Linked DNA regions of Homo sapiens: region 1 is linked to region 2. A link is a contact called in ENCODE Hi-C or POLR2A ChIA-PET data. All regions are on one chromosome and are shown on one strand. Each heading gives the region's core, a stretch centred on a gene start or an enhancer-like site at or near the end of the contact. The rest is flanking DNA. Distances are from core to core; before and after follow the strand shown.

The links. Hi-C counts contacts between places; a loop is a spot of excess contacts on that map. ChIA-PET counts read pairs that join two places held with the same protein, here RNA polymerase II (POLR2A). Pooled maps may share reads with other maps.
Region 1: a map of ascending aorta shows a loop between it and region 2 (3-fold over the local background). The contact joins two enhancer-like sites. A Hi-C loop is called at or near these places in 30 of 168 maps with a recorded cell type or tissue (GM12878, HAP-1, IMR-90 and 19 more) and 9 of 50 pooled maps. POLR2A ChIA-PET finds 5 or more read pairs at or near these places in 5 of 52 experiments (AG04449, HEK293, SK-N-SH and 2 more).

What each region holds. Positions count from the first base shown.
Region 1 is chr5:72,305,659-72,309,990 of GRCh38, forward strand. All of the region lies in intron 2 of MRPS27 (mitochondrial ribosomal protein S27), which reads right to left. Among named protein-coding and RNA genes, the nearest start is that of MRPS27, 12 kb to the right of the region's middle. RefSeq lists an enhancer at 2,454-2,703 and a silencer at 2,754-3,043. Within about 2 kb of position 2,758, at least 40 of the 41 ENCODE cell types and tissues checked have a DNase peak (open chromatin) inside an H3K27ac peak, as active enhancers do; they include ascending aorta, where a contact is called at or near this core.
Region 2 is chr5:72,149,212-72,153,531 of GRCh38, forward strand. All of the region lies in intron 2 of MAP1B (microtubule associated protein 1B), which reads left to right. Among named protein-coding and RNA genes, the nearest start is that of MIR4803, 18 kb to the right of the region's middle. Within about 2 kb of position 2,115, at least 4 of the 41 ENCODE cell types and tissues checked have a DNase peak (open chromatin) inside an H3K27ac peak, as active enhancers do; they include ascending aorta, where a contact is called at or near this core.

The DNA of each region.
Region 1 (4,332 bases), core at 1,508-4,007, 160 kb after region 2:
ATCCTGAATTCAGCTCAAGTCACCTGAGTGCTCGCTCCTTGTCAGAAAGACTCAAGAAAACTTCCTCTCATGGAACTCAAGGAGCTTCCCCATGAGGCCTGCCCTCCTACCAACACCCTACCCAGTTCCCCAGTGGTTTTCTCCTGAGTCCTGTTCACAGTGGATCCTATTCTGTTAACTAGTAAATGTTGATAACTTTTACCCTGTACCTCCCCAACAAATCAGCAAGTTAGTGGAGGAATTCCAGAGACAATGCTTTAACTCAGTGTTTATTTTAGCCAAAGGGAAGCCCAGTACAGAAACAATCAAAAGTTGAAATCTGATTGAAGTAGGAAAGCCCAGGGCTCTACAGAGCACAGTTGAACTATGGCCCTATCAATAAAAGTATCAACAGCAATGGATTAAAATGTCTCAATTATTTAAATCTATGAGTTCTTAATGACATTTTAAGAAGTCCTCATTCATCATTTTTGCAAGTTATTTTGAAAGCTAACTCATATACAAACTATTTCAGGGTAAGTAAACTGTTGATGAATGGAAGTTCTGTCATAAAAATTTCCTAGATAATAAATGAAAAGAAATGATAAAATTTAAACAGCAATAGTATGCAGCTTCAAATGAAATAACAAATCTAAGTAAAGATCATGAATGGCCTTTAACTTCGCAGAGGGGCAATCAAATGCTGTGTGCTTACTGACACAAGTAAACACTTACTATGAAGTATTTATACCAAAAGACAAAATAAAAAGTCCTGAATCTGATCAAGCCCCTTTCTCCAACTACCAGTTTCACAAGACATATGGAAGGCAGAGGAGCACGCTAAACACCACAATAAGGATGAAATCAGCAAATCTAGAATGTGGGAAACTCCAAAAAAGACCTGTTTTGTTCAATAAATAAATTGCAAAAAACTTACAAACTAAGATAGTTGAGACAACTCAACACATTGCAAGGTATGGACCTTATCTAGATCACATTTCAACAAACTAAATTAAAAAGAAATTTATAAGACATTTGGGAAAATGTGAACATTAATGGAATATTTAATATTACAGAAGTACTAGTTTTTTAGAATAGTATGATTAATTACGTTTTTAAAAATCCTTATCTTTTAGAGGTACATATCAAAGTACATATAAAAAAACCCCGATAATTAAGTTTGTTAAAAAGTAATCTGGTGAACAGGTGGGGAGTTGATGAAACAACACTGGTAGGGAATTGATAATTGCTGGAGCTGGGTGACAGTACACAGGGGTTTATTCTACTCTCTCTACTTCTGTATGTTTCTATTAAAAAGATTCAGAAAGAGTTAACGGGGGCACATAGCAACCAATTGTATTATACGAGGCTTTATTTGAATCCTGATTCAACCAAATCATAAAAAAAAAAATTTGAGAGTATCAGGGATACCTGAGCCAGGAGCGGTGGCTCACGCCTGTAATCCCAGCACTTGGGGAGGCCGAGGTGGGCGGATCACGAGGTCACGAGTTCGAGACCAGCATGACCAAAAAGGCAAGACCCCATCTCTGCTAAAAATACAAAAATTAGCCGGGCATGGTGGCGGGCGCCTGTAATCCCAGCTTCTCGGGAGGCTGAGGCAGGAGAATCGCTTGAACCTGGGAGGAGGAGGTTTAAGCGAGCTGAGATCGTGCCATTGCACTCCAACCTGGGCGACAAGAGCAAGGCTCTAAGAAAATAAAATAAAATAAGAAAGAGAGTATCAGGGATATCTGAACACTAACTGGATATTTCGTGATATTTACAACCCTATTAATATTTTAGGTGTGATAATGGTATTGAAAAGCACCCTTGTCTTTTGGAGATCTGTATCAAAATATTTACGGATGAAATGACTTACTGCCTGGGATCTCCTTCAAAATTATCCAAAGCATCGGGATGGGGAAACAGTAATAAAGATAAAATAAAGACTAAGAGCTGATAATTGTTGAAGCCAGGTGATGGGTAAAGGGGGCTCCTTATACCAAGGTGTCTACACCTTCAAATGTTAAAACACTAAAAAAAAAAAATCTGTGGCGTTAGAAGTCAGGATACCGGTTACCTTTGGAGAGACTAAGTGGGGGCCGCAATAAGGGCTTCTGGAGCGGTAGGAATGCTCTTGCTTCCTACACAGGTTTACTCGCTTTGTGGTAATTCATCAATGTCTATATTACGACTTGCACACTTTTCAGTATGTATATTATACTCCAATAAAAAAGTATTTTAAAGAAGAAATCGACTACTTTAATGTAGGCGGAAGATCCTATGGTAGAATCTCAGGTACTACAGCAATCACTGAGAAAGCTTTTTGGGCGGAAAGGAAAGTGAGGCTCTCGCCCGGTTTCCTCCTCTCCACGGTGGAACTGGCAGCGGCCCTGGCTGGCTGCTGAGAGCGCGGAACGGGGCGGCGTTCTGACGTTCGCGCCGGGGCCCTCTGGACGCACCGCGGGCGCAGGTCCTAGACAGCTGCATTGGCGTCCACCGCGGCCCCGGCGCTGGGAAACTGCCCTCACGCTAGGGCCCTCCCCGAGGAGCTCTCTGGCACAATCAGCCACGAGGACGAAGAGAGGGGGCACCGGAACCGCAAGCCCACTCCGAGAGGCCAGAACCTCTCTCTCGCCGTACTCCCCGGCAGGGCACGGCTCAGGGGAGACGGCGCTCTGGCACATGAAGCCCACACCCACACGCCGCAGTGTCCCTTGCTGCCTCGATCTCCAATGGGGATGGGAGCGGCGAAAGCCTCATATCGGCCCTCCTCCGTCCCCCAATCAGCGAGCCCGCTTTGAGCACCTCACGGCCCTCCGGCTGGCGGCGCCCAATCACAGCGCTCCACATGCTGGGCGCGGCCCTGCGCGCGCACGCTACCCGACAGCCCCGCGCCCACTCGCCGCGTTCCACCCGCGGGGCGGCGGATTCCCGCAGGGGCCACACTGCCACCTACTGTCCCATCTCCAGAGCTGGAGCCACGGGCGCTCTCCCTACCATGCGGCCTCCCTGCTAAGTGCCAGTAGCTCAACCCAAACGCTCAAATAAAAATGAGGGAAAACAAGTAGTGTCGTCGAGTAAAACCGAAAACAATGTCCATTTTGAAAAAAGCGGCAATAATTACCTTCCAGTACACAGTAGGAAAAAGTCTCAAAAGCTTTCTTTGTTCCAAGCAGTGTGAGTTCCAAAACATTATTTCACCTCACACGTTTTATAGAGGGCTAAAAACAAGGGGCTTAGGGACTCCTCAGTGCACATATTTCTGAAGCACCTGCATGTCAGACGGAGAGGCAGGCATTACCATCATCTCTAATTTATAGGCACAGAAACCGAGTGTGACAGCTGAAAGCCGCAGAACTGGGACTGACACCCAGAAGTCGGCCTCCCAAGTGCAGACTTCAGCACATCATACACAAGGAAGGCACAAAGTGCTGAAAGAATATAGGGCAGGAAACATCGATTCTGACTGGAGAGATTCAGGATATACAAAGATATTCTAGGCAGAGGGGACAGCTGTCTCGGTGGCAGGAAAAATTCAGTAAATGGTGGCTAGTACTGCTTTTCCAAGAAAACTAGTCTTAACTGAGGAAAGGGAACAAATGTCTCTATGTGATATTTACTCATTGCAGACTTTTTTTTTTTTGAGACAGAGTCAGCTCTGTCGCCCAGGCTGTAGTGCAGCGGCGTGATCTCTGGCTCACTGCAACCTCTGCCTCCCGGGTTCGAGCGATTCTCCTGCTTCAGCCTCCATTGTAGCTGGGATTACAGGTGTGCGCCACCACGCCCGGCTATTTTGTAATTTTAGTAGAGGCGGGGTTTCACCATGTTGTCCAGGCTGGTCTTGAACTCCTGACTTGATCTGCCTACCTCAGCCTCCCAAAGTGCTGGGATTATAGGCGTGTGCCACTGCGTGCTGCCCCGCTGCAGATTATTATACTCATTATTTGGCAAACAGTTACTGCTTACTCAGGTATCCATGACAATGTTCCCTGGATTTGTGTGACTGACTATACCCAACACCAAGACACCAAACCTAGTGGCCTCATTTCCTAATCTTCCCTACATACCTAGGAAAGTGTTAATAAGCTTTCCTGGAATTCGTCATTCCCTTATCTGTACTTCACTGCACTTTGCTTATAATTCACATATGGCACATCCGAACACGCCTTGCTGTATAACTATGAGTCCATACTGGTCTGATCACTAGAACAGTATAGTATTGGCCCTACAGAGCATTTTAGGATATGTGGAAGTTGGTCTTGATTGTCACAATGACTGAAAGGCATTACTGGCACTTAATGGACAGAAAACAGGGAATTCAGATGACCTGCAATGCTGAGACTGTCCCGT
Region 2 (4,320 bases), core at 865-3,364:
ACTAGTTTGGTGCAAAAGTAATTGCCGTTTTTGCCATTTAATGTAGTAGACCACCTCTGAGGTCTTAAGCCTCATTGTTCCCTCAAACTAACTTGGAAAGAAATTTCCTGTTTCTAACTAAATGATTTATTCCCTTTCGGGAAAATGTACTAATTAAGCCTGTTTAAACTTAGGAGGGGCGGTAAGCAAAATCTCGTTTTTCTTTTTCCACAATAGACATTTGTTTCACTGTATGGTCTCATCATCTATCAGATGAGGACTGAATTTTATAAGACACGTTTGGTGATTTGTTGGCTTTATTGAAAAGATCACTAGCTCATTAGTAAGACTCTGGCCCAGCCTTCTAAGGCTGGAGAAGAACTTGATTTTTAAACAGTTTGTTGAGCGTCTCCAGGACACCCTCTGGACAGAGTCTGTTTGCTCAGTGGGGATACTGCTATCCTCTTCTGTCACCCCTCTGTGCTTTTATTCAGAACCATAGAGATAGTGGGCTGATGGGTTGGAAGAGAAAATGGGACGGGGATGAGGGCAGGAGGTGAGGGCAAAAGGGAAGAACTTCTCTTCATTTTCTACTTCCAGATACACCCTATATCCAGGAGGGAGGAAGTGGGACAAATGAAATAGAAATAAGAATTTAAGTGTATTCCTCAAAGCTGGCTTCTCTATGCATATTTGGTTTTTCTTCCTGAATATTGATGTAGCCACTTGAGTGCGCCACTGGGAGGAAAATCCTTAGCAGGATTAAGTTTATTTTAGGATTTGGCTGTGTGTATGTGTCTGAGTGGGTATATCATGTGGGATCTCATTTTCCAGAATAAGAGCTAGGCCTAGGCCATTTCCGCATCTTTTACATACCTAGGTTTTTACCCATTTTTTGAAATTGGGCTGATATTAAGTCCCATTTAGCTTTTACAAAAATAAATATGTTGACTTGGTGTGCAATATAAACAGAATGGCCCATTTAAAACAGCACCATAGTTTCCTAGGTCTTGATATCTGCTATTTTTACTTTATTAGATATGAATTACTGACTCAGAATCCATTTAATATTTTATACCGTTATTACTCAGAAAACCTAATTTGCATTCTTGTCTCTCATGTTTTAAATTTTTCTCTGGTGGTAACTGGCATGTATTAATATTTTAAGCATCACCGACTGGCTGCAAGCCGAAATGACCCCAAACATTCTGGAACTACCTGTTCTGCCTAATTTGCCAGTGAGGGATAACTTAAGCCCAGAGAGGGCTGCATATAGGACAGATTTTTTCCTTAAGCACCCATAACTTTCTTTTTTAACTTTTATTTTAAGTTCAGGGTACAAATGCAGGTTTGTTACATAGGTAAATGTGTGTCATGGGGGTTTGTTGTACAGATTATTTCATCACCCAGGTGTTAAGCCTAGTACCCATTAGTTATTTTTCCTGATCCTCTGCCTCCTCCCACCCTCCACCCTCCGATAGGCCCCAGTGCGTGTTGTTCCCCTCGATGTGTCCATGTATTTTCATCATTTAGCTCCCACTTGTAAGTGAGAACATACAGTATTTGGTGTTCTGTTCCTGCATTAGTTTGCTAAGGATAATGGCCTCCAGCTCCATCCATGTCCCTGCAAAGGACATGATCTCACTCTTTTTTATGAAGCAGCCATAATTTTCTTGCATCCTAATAGTGCAGCAGTTGGTGTCTGGGTAGGTCAGCTGTGGAGGTGATGCACAGCAGAGTTAGCGGGCAGCTGTTGAGTGCCATGTTTACAAAGCTTTGGATAAATGGGGGTGTCTTGGTCCATTTTGTGTTGCTATAAAGGAATACCTGAGGCTGGATTGTTTATGTAAAAAAAGAGGGGGTTTGGCTCATGGATCTGCAGGCTGTACAAGAAGCCTGGCGTTGGCATCTGCTTGGCTTCTGGTGGGGGCTTTTGTGTTTCATCAAGACATGGAGGCAAAGGTCAAAGTGAAAGTGGGCATATTTGAAGAGGGACCAAACAGAAGGAAGAATCTTGCTTTATAACAACCCACTCTCCTGGGAACTAATCCCATCTTGCCAGAACCAGGACAAACTCACTTCATGAGAACAGCACCAAGCCATTCATGAGGGATCTGCCCCCATGACCCAGACCCCTCCCACTAGGCCTCACCTCAGACACCCTCACATTGGGGATCAAATTTCAACATGAGATTTGGCAAGAACAAACAAGTCATGTCCAAAGCATTGCAGTGGGGAAGTCATTGATCATAGAACATAAAGTGAAGAAAACAGGACCAAAATATTGTGTTTCCACTGTGCCCTCAACTATGTAAAAAAATGGCTATGTGGAAAAAGTACTGGAAGGAAACATGGTCAAAGATGAACAAGGATGATTGTCTCTGGGTAAAGTGATTAGACACCTCTGCTTGCTGCTTCTTCATTTGTGGCATCCATATTGTCCACAATGGGTGTGGATTTGTTTTCATAATTTTTTAGAGGGTTTTAAAGAAAAACTGTCTCTGTGAGACTGAAATAGGTGTGGTCCCAAACTGGCAGTGCTGAGCTGGGCTCACCCAGGGGCCAGCCTCTCTCTCTGTGTTTTTTACAGTTCCCTCCCTGTTCTTTAGATAGTAAATAATCATTGTGTCATCACTGGGTTGTGTTTTTAATCACTTTTGACATTTCACAGTGATTCCTTTTTCTAAACACATTTTTATTTTTAGATAACTTTAGATTTACAGACCAGTTGCAGAGATAGTACAGAGAGTTCTTGTTTCCCCTTCACCCTGCTTCCCCTACTGTTAGCAACTTACATAACCGTGCTACTTTTTATCAAAACTAAGAAATTAACATCCTGTTAGTTAAACTACATGGCAGATTTTTTCCTGATCTCTCCAGGTTTTCCACTGAATGTCCTTTTACCATGCCATGATCCAATGCGGTATCCCACATTGTATTTAGATTGTGGTTCTTTCTAAAGGTGCACACCAGAACAGCATTCTAGCAGGGTGTGTTCCTAAATTATCCTATCTATGGATATGTTTTTTTTTACGTAAAAAGTAGATGTTTTTTTCCTCCAGGAGTGGAGAGAGGGACACAGTGAAGCAATTGGCCTCTAGCTCTTTGAAATAAATGGGATTCCTTGTTCTGCAAAACCTGGGGTCGGACCCCGTTCACTCCCCTTCCTACCCTGAGCATTATGTGGACTGACACCAGGTCTGTGAAGGAAAAACTGAAGAATAAAGAAAGCATTTGGAAAATCCCATGGTTGTTTTATTTTATTTTATTTTATTAGACAGAGTCTCACTCTGTCACTCAGGCTGGAGTGCAGTGGCGCAATCTCGGCCCACTGCAACCTCCACCTCCTGGGTTCAAGCAATTCTCCTGCCTCAGCCTCCTGAGTAGCTGGGATTATAGGCACCCGCCAACACGCGCAGCCAGTTTCTGTATTTTTAGTAGAGATGGGGTTTTACTATGTTGGCCAGGATAGTCTTGAACTCCTGACCTCGAGTGATTCACCCAGAATGCTGGGATTACAGGCATGAGCCACCGTGCCTGGCCCCATGGTATTTTTATAGCATTTCTTATAAATCAACCAAGTTTCTTGAAAACAATAATTTTTGTTCAGAAGTACTGTTGTGAGTGAGGAGAACATTGTGCAGCTCAGCCTGTGGACATACAGTGGCTGCAGCGTGGGCCCCAGGCTGCTCTCATGCTCGCTGGGCCTGCTGGGTCTGCTGGGCCTGCTGGAACAGGAAGCAGCAACGCAATTCCACCAGAGGAACCACAGGGAAACCAAGGCTGACTGAAGTCTGAGAAGAAAGCCTGTCTAGAGTCACAGGAGTGAAAATAAGAAAACAAAATTTAGTCAGGAAATTGCACCATGGAAATGTCTGGCGTCAGGTTCTATAAATTCCGACCCGACTATAGTCAAGTATTTGCCGAGCCACCTCGTGTTTGCTTCAGATCTGTGTTTGCTGCTTCTTTTTGCACAGATTTGTCTTTTGTTTCCTTCCCATTAAAAACAGGAGGCAGCGGGTTAGCTGTGCTGGGTTACACAGCAGCAGATGGTGTTGCCCACCATGGGCAGAGATCTCACATGAGAGAGCGGGGAGGGAGGGTGGACATGTCACACCCATGCCATTTTCCTGCTGGAAACTCTACCTCACACATGCAGGGACCACAATGGATTTGACAAGAACCACTCATATAAAGGCAGAAAGTCTTTTAATTACATAAAATCTGAAACTATGTGTTAGAAGCAGTGGTCTCTTGCCATTTCTGTGGATACCCATCTTCCATATAGTCTTACTCAAAGTTAATTGAAGACAAGCAGAAGTGAGGCCTGGAGTCAGTGTG